Linked DNA regions of Mus musculus: region 1 is linked to region 2. Evidence: chromatin loops called from intact Hi-C (ENCODE). Cell type or tissue: gastrocnemius. All regions are shown on one strand. Links, peaks and the distances in the headings refer to the core of each region. The heading gives the core; the rest is flanking DNA.

The links. A loop is a pair of places that touch in the nucleus more often than their neighbours do. Peaks named below come from ENCODE experiments on the same cell type or tissue, not always from the same donor. Only the 100,000 strongest peaks of a DNase experiment are listed, where the experiment ranks them.
Region 1: a loop joins it to region 2, with 13 times the contacts of the local background. A loop is called at or near these places in 6 of 42 quality-filtered maps.

Annotation. Positions count from the first base shown.
Region 1 is chr5:24,596,140-24,601,511 of GRCm38, reverse strand. Smarcd3 (SWI/SNF related, matrix associated, actin dependent regulator of chromatin, subfamily d, member 3) reads left to right here. Exons shown (of 13, transcript NM_025891.3): 2 at 2,709-2,920; 3 at 4,663-4,705. Among named protein-coding and RNA genes, the nearest start is that of Smarcd3, 3.2 kb to the left of the region's middle. In gastrocnemius, for the core only: CTCF peaks have their summits at 2,748 (motif pointing right) and 3,912 (motif pointing right); DNase peaks (open chromatin) are centred at 3,950, 4,180, 4,504, 4,895 and 3 more places; H3K4me3 peaks cover 4,416 bases; H3K27ac peaks cover 4,766 bases.
Region 2 is chr5:24,507,947-24,513,318 of GRCm38, reverse strand. The region is part of intron 1 of Gbx1 (gastrulation brain homeobox 1); the gene reads left to right. Among named protein-coding and RNA genes, the nearest start is that of Gbx1, 16 kb to the left of the region's middle. In gastrocnemius, for the core only: CTCF peaks have their summits at 2,505 (motif pointing left) and 4,702 (motif pointing right); a DNase peak (open chromatin) is centred at 2,496.

The sequences.
Region 1 (5,372 bases), core at 308-5,307, 88 kb before region 2:
CCTCCCCCAAGAGGGGGGTCCCCTCTGTAACTGACATGTCTCACATTCTTTTACTGGTGGGCTCAGGTGTTACCCCTGCCCTGGGGGTGGGGGTGGGGTGGTGACTCGAACACACAGCTAGGGCAGGGCTGCCTGTTGTCCCTGTTCATCCTTTGGGACAGGGTCACTCCGACTAGGTCTGAGCAGCTAGGAGCAGGTGACCTAAGAGCAAAAGCTCTCTGCTGAACAACCTCTGCATCCTAGCAGGAGGGCCTTGAGGACTTGGCCCTGCTGTCAGAGCTGAGAAGGGTCTACTTGTGAGACCTCAAGTTAAGCAGTCAGAAGATCTCCTTGGCAGGCTCAGCCACCAGAAGTTGATGACCTTAACACCTCAAAGGTGTGAAGGAGGGGCAGGAGTTGGGGACATGAGGCCTAGAAACCAAAGGGATAGTACTATACCGTTCTAACACACACACACACACACACTCACACACTCACGAAGACATGTGAGGAGTCTGAGGGTACCCAGGAACCTATTGAGGTGGAGAGCCTGCTGTGAGGAGCTCTAAGCCTGGGCATATGGAGGGAAGAGTCAGTCATATTTACTATGGCCAAATTTGGTTGTGACTCCAGGAAGCACCATTTCAGTGAGAGGCAAGGGCCCCCAGAATCTGACCCTTATGAGGCTGTTACTGATGGCAGGCTCCTGGGGGCCCCTAGAAGCCTTCTTCTCAGGGCCTCATTAGACCCAACAGTATCAGTGGCCTTGATGAATAGGAGAGTGGCTGATAGGGAAGAGGGCTTCTCTGTGGCAGCCTGTTCTCTAGCCATAGGGATCTCTGGGGTATAAATTCCAAGGCAGCCCTATGGGTTAGTGGAGTTACCAATCCTGACCTAGCTGCTTAAGAGTAGTTGCTTTAAAGACTACCATCCAGTGAAGAGGCTCTGCATATGGAATTGAATGTGGTCAACTTGGTAGTTCGGTTCTTGGATGATTAGAGTCCCCTCTATAGTGATGGAGAATGGCTAGGCTTGAGCTTCCACGCTGGTGACATTGGTGCTGTGAGTGACAGAGTCAGGTGGAATGGGGGAGGCAAGTTCAGGGACAGGCCTGTTTGACTATAGAAGAGATGGGCAGAGACAGCTGCTTGGCTCTGGGTGGAGACCTCAGAGGTAAGCAATGTAAGAGGAGAAAGGAAGCCCAGGGTTAGGGTTAGGGCTTCTTAATCCAGGGGGCAAGATGAGAAGGGTGTGTGTGTGCATGGCCTTCTGTAGCCCAGGCTGGCCTCAAATTCACTATATATCAGAGGGTGGTCTTGATTTTCTGCCTTCACCTCAAGATTAGGATTATAAGTATGTGCTATCATGCCAGGCGGTGGTGGCGCACGCCTTTAATCCCAGCACTCGGGAGGCAGAGGCAGGTGGATTTCTGAGTTCAAGGCCAGCCTGGTCTACAGAGTGAGTTCCAGGACAGCCAGGGCTACACAGAGAAACCCTGTCTCAAAAAAAAAAAAAAAAAAAAAAGTATGTGCTATCATGTGCAGTTTATTTGATGCTGGGGATCGAACCCAGAGCACCACATGTATTGCACAAGCCCTTAACCAAGCTACATCCCTAGCCTGAGATGGTAGTGTTTAAATAATAGGGGTTTCATTCCCCTCTCCCTAATACCCTTCCTGGTCTAGGTCCCCAAGCCTCAGCCCCCTTCCTGGGCTTGGACAAGTGAAATCTGAAACACTCCACTTGCATTCACATCTCATCTCTTTTGATTGACTGCCCAGAGCTGGTGGCCAGAGAAAATCAACCTGCCTCATTTCCCTCCAATTTCTACCCTTTCTGGGATATTGTGAGGAATAGGTTGTCTCTGATGTGGGCAGATGGGAGGGGGAAATGGATACTGCTACAGATGCTGCTTCCTTCACATCCCTGCACTGGCAGTCCACTTCTAGTCCCGTTCCCCACTTGCCACTCAAGAAAACCTGGCAGAGTTTGATGACACCAGACCCGCAGGTCCCCTTGCCCAGTCTCTTGTATCATCTTGGGAGAAATAAAATTAAAGAGGCAGGTTAAGTCAGTGGGTGTGGAGACCTGGAGTTAGCTGTACCAGTTATGTTTGAGATTGAGGTGCCAAAAGCAGGGGGCTCCGAAATGGAGATAGGGGCTCAAGTACAAAACACATCAGACCCAGAAGTGGGGTGTGGAAATGGAGAATGAGGGCAGGAGATCAGCCCCTCCCTCACCGCAGCGAAGCAGCGGGGAGCAGGGCCCGCCAGGTGCTGCCTTTGCCAGGAAGAGCAGGGTGACCTTGGTGAGGTCGCTGTTTTCTTTGAGCCCCAGTTGCCCCATCTGTCAAGTGGGGATGAAAAGACCTGCTCTGACTGGCTTGCAGAGAACCGTAAGGATATGAACATCCTTTGAAAGGTTGAAAGGCGCCATTAATATTCATTTTGGGGGTACCTTGCACGGCTCTGAGACTCGGCTATGCTCTGGGCAATTTCCTGGCTTCAGTTAGCTTCATGCAAGGAGACGCTGAGCCCCCTCCTCCAGAGCCGCGCAGATTCCCGCGCCCCCGCCCCTCCCACCAATCACTCCCACTCATCGCTCAGCGCAGGGTTACCAACCCAGGGTCTTGGAGAGGGGCGGGAACGCAGGCACGCTGGCCTGGGGGTCGGGACCGAATCTGACCTGCCGGCGCCTGTTTCTGCTTCACCTCCCGCCCCACCCCCCAGCGCCCCGGGATGCCGTCTGGAGCCCGAATGCCCCACCAGGGGGCGCCCATGGGCCCCCCGGGCTCCCCGTACATGGGCAGCCCCGCGGTACGACCCGGCCTGGCCCCCGCGGGCATGGAGCCCGCCCGCAAGCGAGCAGCGCCCCCGCCCGGGCAGAGCCAGGCACAGGGCCAGGGCCAGCCCGTGCCCACCGCCCCAGCGCGGAGCCGCAGGTGAGTGCCCCCCAAAACTCCGCCCCCCCGCGTGAAAGGGCGTGCAGGGGCGGAAGGCAGAAGCCTCAGGGACCAGGTGGGTGAGTGGTGGGGATGGAAAGCTAAGGAAGGGTGGTAGCAGCGACCAAGTCATTCTAGCTTGGATGTTCTCTGGAGAGGGCTTAGGGGGCACTGGTCTGGTTCTTTTGTGTGCCCACAGTGAAGACAGGCTGCAATAGTCGGCTGCCAGTGTCCCTTCTCTGCACGCACCCTTCATTCCTCTGCTTGTCACCTGATAAATCCTTTCTCCCATCCTGTACCCCAAGTTCTGGGAGATGCTTCAGTCTTTGGGGAGAGGCAAGGCTGGCAATAGACCAAGGGTTGAGTTTTAGCTGTGTGTTTTCTAAAATGTAGTCCTCTGGTACCTCCGGGCCAGTCCCGAGTCCCGGGCTGCGTCAGAGCCCCTCTAGATTTCTGCAGCCCTTATCCTTGGCAGTGGGCATGAAGAGGGCGTTATAACCCCTCTGAGGGAGCAATTCTGCCCCCAAGCCACCGGACCAGCTTATTTCCTCGTCTGAGAAGTTAGTGGCACTCCCATGGTCCCTGCTGGCTCTTGGCAAGAGTTATGCCCCTATGGGCATCGGTATTTAGCCAAACACACATGCTTCCTTTTGCACAACAGATGGGTTCTTATACAAGGTGTAATATCAGTTCTACTTCATTATTAAATAGTTTTTTACGCATCAAGGAAAATCATAGGCATCCCACAGTAAATCCTTTTACAAAGTGAATCATTATCTTGTATAGCAAGTAATTCTTTGATTTTTTTATTTTTTTATGTATAAGTTAAGAGTTTTGTGTGGACAATTTATTTGAAATAAATCAATCCTTTCATGAGAGGCTTATCCAGCCTAAGAATGGTTTTTTTTTTTTTTTTTTTTTTCTTTAATGAGTTGCTTGACTAGGCATAGAGTGGATTTCTGGATAGAGAGGGGGCAGTGAGTGAGAAAGCCACATGGGGGCAGTGTAGAGCTATCTTCTAGGCTATGTGTTCTCTCTTGGTCAGCCAAGAGAGAACATTGCTTTTGAAACAGAAACATCCAATACCAGGTGCTATCTACCCTAGGTTCAGCCACATTGGTTCCAGTGCTAAGTCAAACTCACATAGAACACTCCTGCACACTACCAGGGTTCTTGTGACTGTGGTGTGGCCCTTGGTTGGCAGATGGTCCAAGACCACAAGCGTTTCCTGCCCTTAAACAGTCCCTTCCAAGCCCAGAGCCATTGGAGTGCCAAGTCCCACCACTTCACACCATGGTGGCTCAGGAGCTCCAGGAACCAGGTGGAAGAGTCACCTCTCCCCTCCTTGGAGCTCGGGCTCTCTTGGCAGGAAAGGCTCCTCAGAAGCTATCTTCTCTCTCCTCTGTCTTCCCCGCTTCCAGGCTTTTTGCAAACACTTCTGCAGTCCCCATGTTTTGGCAGCATCTCCTCTTTCACTAGTTCCTCCTAAGTCTGAATTTCTCTGGCTCTGAGGATGTGGCGCGGTATAAGGTGGGGGCAGGGGGTACCGGGCCAGAGAAAGGATCTGCTTTCCAAGGGAAGTACCAGCTCCATGGCCCTGCTGTAGCCCTCAGACAGGCAGACAAGCAGGCTGTGGGAACCCCAGCCAGCGGGCGGAGATGTCGGGATAATTTAGCAGGTGGCCTCGTTACTCCCAGATCTGTCGCCATGGTAACCTGGTTTTTTCTTTAAAAAATGTACAGTGCCAAGAGGAGGAAGATGGCTGACAAAATCCTCCCTCAAAGGGTGAGTTCCTTTCACAGCAGCCCCCAGCCAGCCCCCACCCCTTTGCTCCTCCATCTTCCCCTCCTTCCTTAGGAGCAAAGCTTTGGGCTCAGCATCACAGCCACTTTCACTTTTTGTTTTAAAAGCTCATTAGGAAGTGAGGCTCCCTTTTCGAGAGGGTGGGGCTGGACTGAGGGAGGGAGCTGGAGAGCCACGGAGGGAGGAGGGGCAGATCACAAGGCCTGAGGTTCAGGGGGCGGGATGCCAGTGGTCCAAAGGCATAAAGGACAAAGAAGGGACCAGAAACTGCTGAGTGGAGGGAACAGAAAGTAGCAGGAGAGCCTGGACATGTAAAAGGGACAGCAGGTGTGGAGCTCCTGAGGCAATCTACACCACCTCCCAACTATCTGGGGTACCCAGAATCACTTAGCACTTTTCAGGGACCCAGGGTGTCTGTATGAGTAGGGGGCGATAGGATGAGACTAGGCACTTGCACCTGCTGGGCTGCCAGTCGCTGCTGCTTCCTGGTGATGAGATGCATGAATTGTCCTGGAGGGAGAAGCAATTCTATCCGCACACAATGAGGCTATATAATAAGAGTCCCGGGGACAAGTCCTATCTACACTCTCAGGATTCCACAGCCTGAAATCAATTGGACAGCTCCCTACATGTCCTTTGTGTCCTGAGA
Region 2 (5,372 bases), core at 141-5,140:
GTTCCAGAGAGACCTTGGCTTGCTGACCCCATGCAAATCCCTAAAAGGAGCCGGATGAGTCAGAAACGGGAGGCGGCCCTGGCTTGCAGAGGGGAGGGGTTCAGTCATGGCTCCTGGATGGAAAATACAGGTGTCTTTGGAGAATTGACCCCACCTGCTGGGAAAAGGCTGAGTGGCTGGGGAGTAGAAGGGGTAGGTAGCCCTTGTCGGAAGAAGGGCCTTCATCTCATCGTCCTTGGTGACTCCAGTGCAGGTTCCCCTCTTTAGCAGGCAAGTCTGGGGCTGCCCAAGGCTGGCCTCAAACTCCATGCAGCCTTGACCTCCCAGGTGCCAGGATTTCAGGCATGCACTGCCACGGCCACCTTGACACCGTATTCCCTCCATGGGGAAATACCTCCCATAGGTTCTGTATGGCTGCTGAGTTCCTCTCTAGCCCAGCTGAACCCTGTCTTCCATTTATTTCTGAGGTTATTATATAATTACACCATCTCTCCCTTCCCTCTCCCCTTGCTCTCTTGCAAATTCTTGACCTCTTTTTTCATTAGTTATTATGCACGCACACATGTACAGTCATACATATCACTAAACACCCCTGCTCGGTCTGTATCACATTACACGTATGTGCTTTCAGGGCTCATTACTTGTTACTGGATAGCCAACTAGCGTGCTCTTCTCTGGAGAAGACTATTTCTCCCACTCTCTGCATTCCCTAGTTGCCTGTTATTCTTTGCTCAGCCTTTTCCCTCCATGGGACTCCTCTGTCTCTGGAGCCTCCGCCCTTCCTGCGGGGGCAGTCACTGTCCACATTCTCGTACTCCTTGCAGCCTGAGTGCAGAGTCTGGATTCAGTGGGTGGGCGGGGCAGCTCTCTTGCATCAGCTCTCCGTGTAACTGTAGTTCAAGCTTGGTGATTTCCGGTTCCCAGGAAGATAACTCCATGAGGAGCTGTCCCGTGAACTCTGCCTGTTTCCAACTAACCAGCCAGAGACAGGATTCTCCACAGGCTCTGAACTCACAAGGAGCCTAGCACACTCTGGCACCAGGCAACATCCTCACACTCAAGGTCAGGACCTTTCTGCCTTCTTGGCCACCGCCCTAGCAGTTAGGTTACTCGCACTTGAAAGCCTTCTTTCATTTGGTAGAAGATTTCCTCCATAAGAATCATTATTTCCCATTATAAGATGTTTGGGGGGGGGGGGCAGCTGCTGGAGAGATGGCTCGGTGGTTAAGAGCACTGACTGCTCTTCCAGAGGTCTTGAGTTCAGTTCCCAGCAACCACGTGATGGCTCACAACCATCTGTAAAGGGATCCAATGCCCTCTTCTGGTGTGACTGACAGCTACAGTGTACTCATATACATAAAATAAATAAATCTTAAAAAAAAAAAAAGATGTTAATGGAAGTTGGCTATGCTTCCTTTAATCCCAGCACTTGGGAGGCAGAGGCAAATGGATTTCTGAGTTCGAAGCCAGCCTGTTCTACAGAGTGAGTTTCAGGACAGTCAGGGCTACACAGAGAAACCCTGTCTTTGGGGGGGGGGGGAGTTTATCAGAAAGGTTTGACAGCTAGGCCTGGAAAACCCAACCCATGCATGCTATCCCTCAGGAGGCAGAAACAGGAGCTGCAAGCTCAGGGCCAGCCCGGGTGTGGTGGCACACGCCTTTAATCCCAGCACTGGGGGGGGGGGGGTTGGGGGGGAGCAGAGGCAGACGGATTTCTGAGTTCGAGGCCAGCCTGGTCTACAAAGTGAGTTCCAGGACAGCCAGAGCTATACAGAGAAACCCTGTCTCGAAAAACCAAAAAAAAAAAGGTCTTATTTTACAGTCCTGGCTGAGATACTCACTGTGGGTATCAGAGCAGCCCTGAATTCATAAAGACCCACCTGCCTCTGCTTCCCAAGTGTTGGGATAAAAGGTGTTCGCCACCATAATACCACACCCAGCTGCGTTTTCTTCCTCCCTCCCTCCCTCCCTCCCTCCCTCCCTCCCTCCCTCCCTCCCTTCCTTCCTCCCTCCCTCCCTCTCTGCCTCCCTCCCTCCCCCCTCCCTTCTTTCATTTATTAAAAAAGATTTATTCATTTTAATTTTTTTCTAGTATAGAATAGAATTTATTTGGGGGCATGGGAAGGGGAGTTGAGGCGGGGGTCCAGGAACACATGGAGAGAGGGGTGGGGAAGGGAAGGGGAGAGAGGGAGAGAAGGGTCTGAGAGAGAGGAAAGGGTCAGAGAGACTATTCATTTTATTTTATGTGTGAGTGTTTTGCCTGCATGTGTGTGTGTACCACATACATCCGTGGTGCCAAAGAAGGTCAACAGAGGGCACTGGATCCCCTAGAGCCGGGTTACGAATGATTATAATGAGTCGCTGCATTTCCTTCCTAAGTTCTGTGGAAATGGTAAGCTACCTGGGCCGCCCGCCTGCCTTTCTTCCATGGGTAGCTGAGTAGCTCATTCATTCCTGGTTGCTGACTCCTTCCCAGTTCTCAGTGCGCCCTCTTCTGGTGGAGCAAAGAGCAAGAGACAGCAACACACATGTCAGTACTGGGGCCCGGGGTGGTACTGTTTAACCCCCCACCCCCATCTTAGCTGTCTCTATGAAACCCAGCCTTTCACTGTCTGGTCCACCATTTGGTTTCTCTGCCACTTCTGGCTTCAGCCTCCTTCGGGCTGCCGGCGCTTGCCTTTCCTTCTCCCATCTTGTGGATCTCCTCATTGTTCCAAAAGCTGTCCTTTGAGGCCGGTGGCTGTGTGTTCCTCTCAGTTGCCCCACCCCCACCCCTATCTAGAGGTAGCTTATCAGAGTCTTCAATGTCACGATCATAAAGGCGCAGACAGAAACTCTTGCCCCTGCCACTCAGTGTCCCACAGGGATCAAGAAACAGAGAGAGGCCATGAACCCTCACTCCATGTGTGGCTTTAAAAGCGGCACTGAGGGTGGCCTGCTTGTGTGGGTTGAAGTTACTGGGTCTGTCTGAAGACAGAGGGATGGATGAGATTATCTCAGGAGGGCTCTGCCAGACCGAGGAGCTGGGAGCCTCCTCTCAATCATCATCAATTTAGATTTATTGGACGTCCCCTGAGGGCTTGGCACTGTACTAAATGATTCCATCCTTCAAGCCCTGAAATCCAGTTTCTGGCTTTTTAACACTGTTTAAAACACTGCACTATTGGGCTACATTTTTGATAACATATTATGAATTGCTACAAAGTATGTTTTAAAATTTGAAACCACAGGACTTAGAAGTGAAGAAAATTCCCAAGGCCATTACTCTTAGCACCAGAAGGTCCTGTGGCATTCCTCTGTGCATGGGAAGGTCTGAGGCACACTGGACAGAGGGTAGGGTGATAAAAGAAGAGGAGGGGTCCTTTCTGGGGCTGGGAATGGGTAGAGTTGAAGCGGGTATCTCAGAAGAGATCAAGAAGGGAACTGATGAGGGGACGTGCATGCACATGCTGGAAATAGCCGTTTTACTATGTTAAGTATCTATTTTTAAAAGATTTATTTAGTTATTTTATGTATGTGAGTACACTGTAGCTGTACACATAGTTGTGAGCCTTCATGTGGTTGTTGGGAATTGAATTTTAGGACCTCTGCTTGCTTCGGTCAACCCCGTTTCACTCAGTTCCTGCTTGCTCCAGCCCGAAGATTTATTTATTATTATCATTATAGAAGTACACTGTAGCTGTCTTCAGATGCACCAGAAGAGGGCGTCAGGTCTCATTACGGGTGGTTGTGAGCCACCATGTGGTTGCTGGGATTTGAACTCAGGACCTTCAGAAGAGCAGTCAATGCTCTTACCCACTGAGTCATCTTGCCAGCCCATGTTAAGTATTTATTAAGTGACTACTTTATAGGTAATTTTTATGATCCCAAAGCCACAACTGTGAGTAAGATATGACTGAAATCTATATTTTCATGAAGTTTATATTCTAATAGGAAGAGACATAGGGTTTTTTTTTTTTAGATTTATTTATTTACTAATGTATGAGTGCTCTGTCTGCATGCGCACCTGTGTGCCAGAAAAGGGAATCATATCCTGTTACAGATGGTTGTGAGCCACCACGTGGGTGCTGGAAATTGAACTCAGGACCTCTGGAAGAGCAGTCAGTGCTCTTAACTGCTGAGCCATCTCTCCAGCTCGAGACATAGCTTTTAAAAGAAATAAAGTGACTAACATTTATGTCACATGCTGTGGCAGCAAAGGAGTCCAAGAAGCATCTTAAGTCCAAGAGGATGGAGGAAGAAGAGCCAGTCTCGGGCGTGGAGGAAGGAGCCGGCGTTTGATCTCAAGGAGCAGGATGCTCCTGACAGAGAGAAGGCTGCGGACCGGTAGGGACAGAAGACAGGCAAACCTTTAGAAGGAGCCAGGTTGGTAAGGAGGTGGCAAGAAAGGGTCCAGCTCTGGGCAGATCTGAGAGACAGATTTGTGGGGGTTTGAATGGGACCCCGGGAGTAAGAAACAACTATCATGGTGGAGTTTGAAGATGGGGAAGCATCGCGAAGGTGAAAGAAAGGTTGAGGTTTCCATTTGGACCTCGAGAAGTCTGAGTCTGCGGAAATGAGAAAAATGTGAACAAGACCTTTTAGTAAGAGGAAGGAAGGCATCCATGTCCTGAATCTCCAACAAAAGATCGATCGGTTTTTATTTCATTATCTATGTATATGAGTATCTATATGTATGCCTGTGCTCCCTGTGCATGCAGTACCCAGAAAGAACAGAAGAGGGCATCAGATCCCTTGGAACTATAGTTAGAGATGGTTGTGAGCCACCTTGTCGATGGGTACTGGGAATAGAACCACAAGAGCAGCCAGGGCTCTTAACCGCTGAGCCATCTCTCCAGCCTCCAGGCCTTAAATCTTGCTATGTCTGTGTCCAGGGCTGAGGTCAGAAAGGAAGTGTGAACCGGGCTTGGTGGCGCATGCCTTTAATCCCAGCACTTGGGAGGCAGAGGGAGGCAGATTTCTGAGTTCGAGGCCAGCCTGGTCTATAGAGTGAGTTCCAGGACAGCCAGGGCTTCACAGAAAAACCCTGTCTCAAAAAAAAAAAAAAAGAAAAAGAAAAGAAAAAAAAAAAGAAAAGAAAAGAAAAGAAGAGAAAAGAAAAGAAAAAGAAAGGAAGTGTGGCTGATGTATGAGTGTGGTAAAGTATATCATCCATGTCTGGACATCCTGGGGGTTGGTCATTTTTCTAAACAGAATGAGGCACCTGAATAGCAAGCTGCTTATGGGAAGATAAGAGGCAGTTTAGAGCTTGGCTGGCCTGCTGCAAGCTGGGGCAACATGAAGATGCTGACTGCAGTGGTGGCATTGGGGGACATGACTTCAGAGACAAAAGCCTCCAAGGATCCTGAGGGAAAGCCGCAGGCATGAAGGAA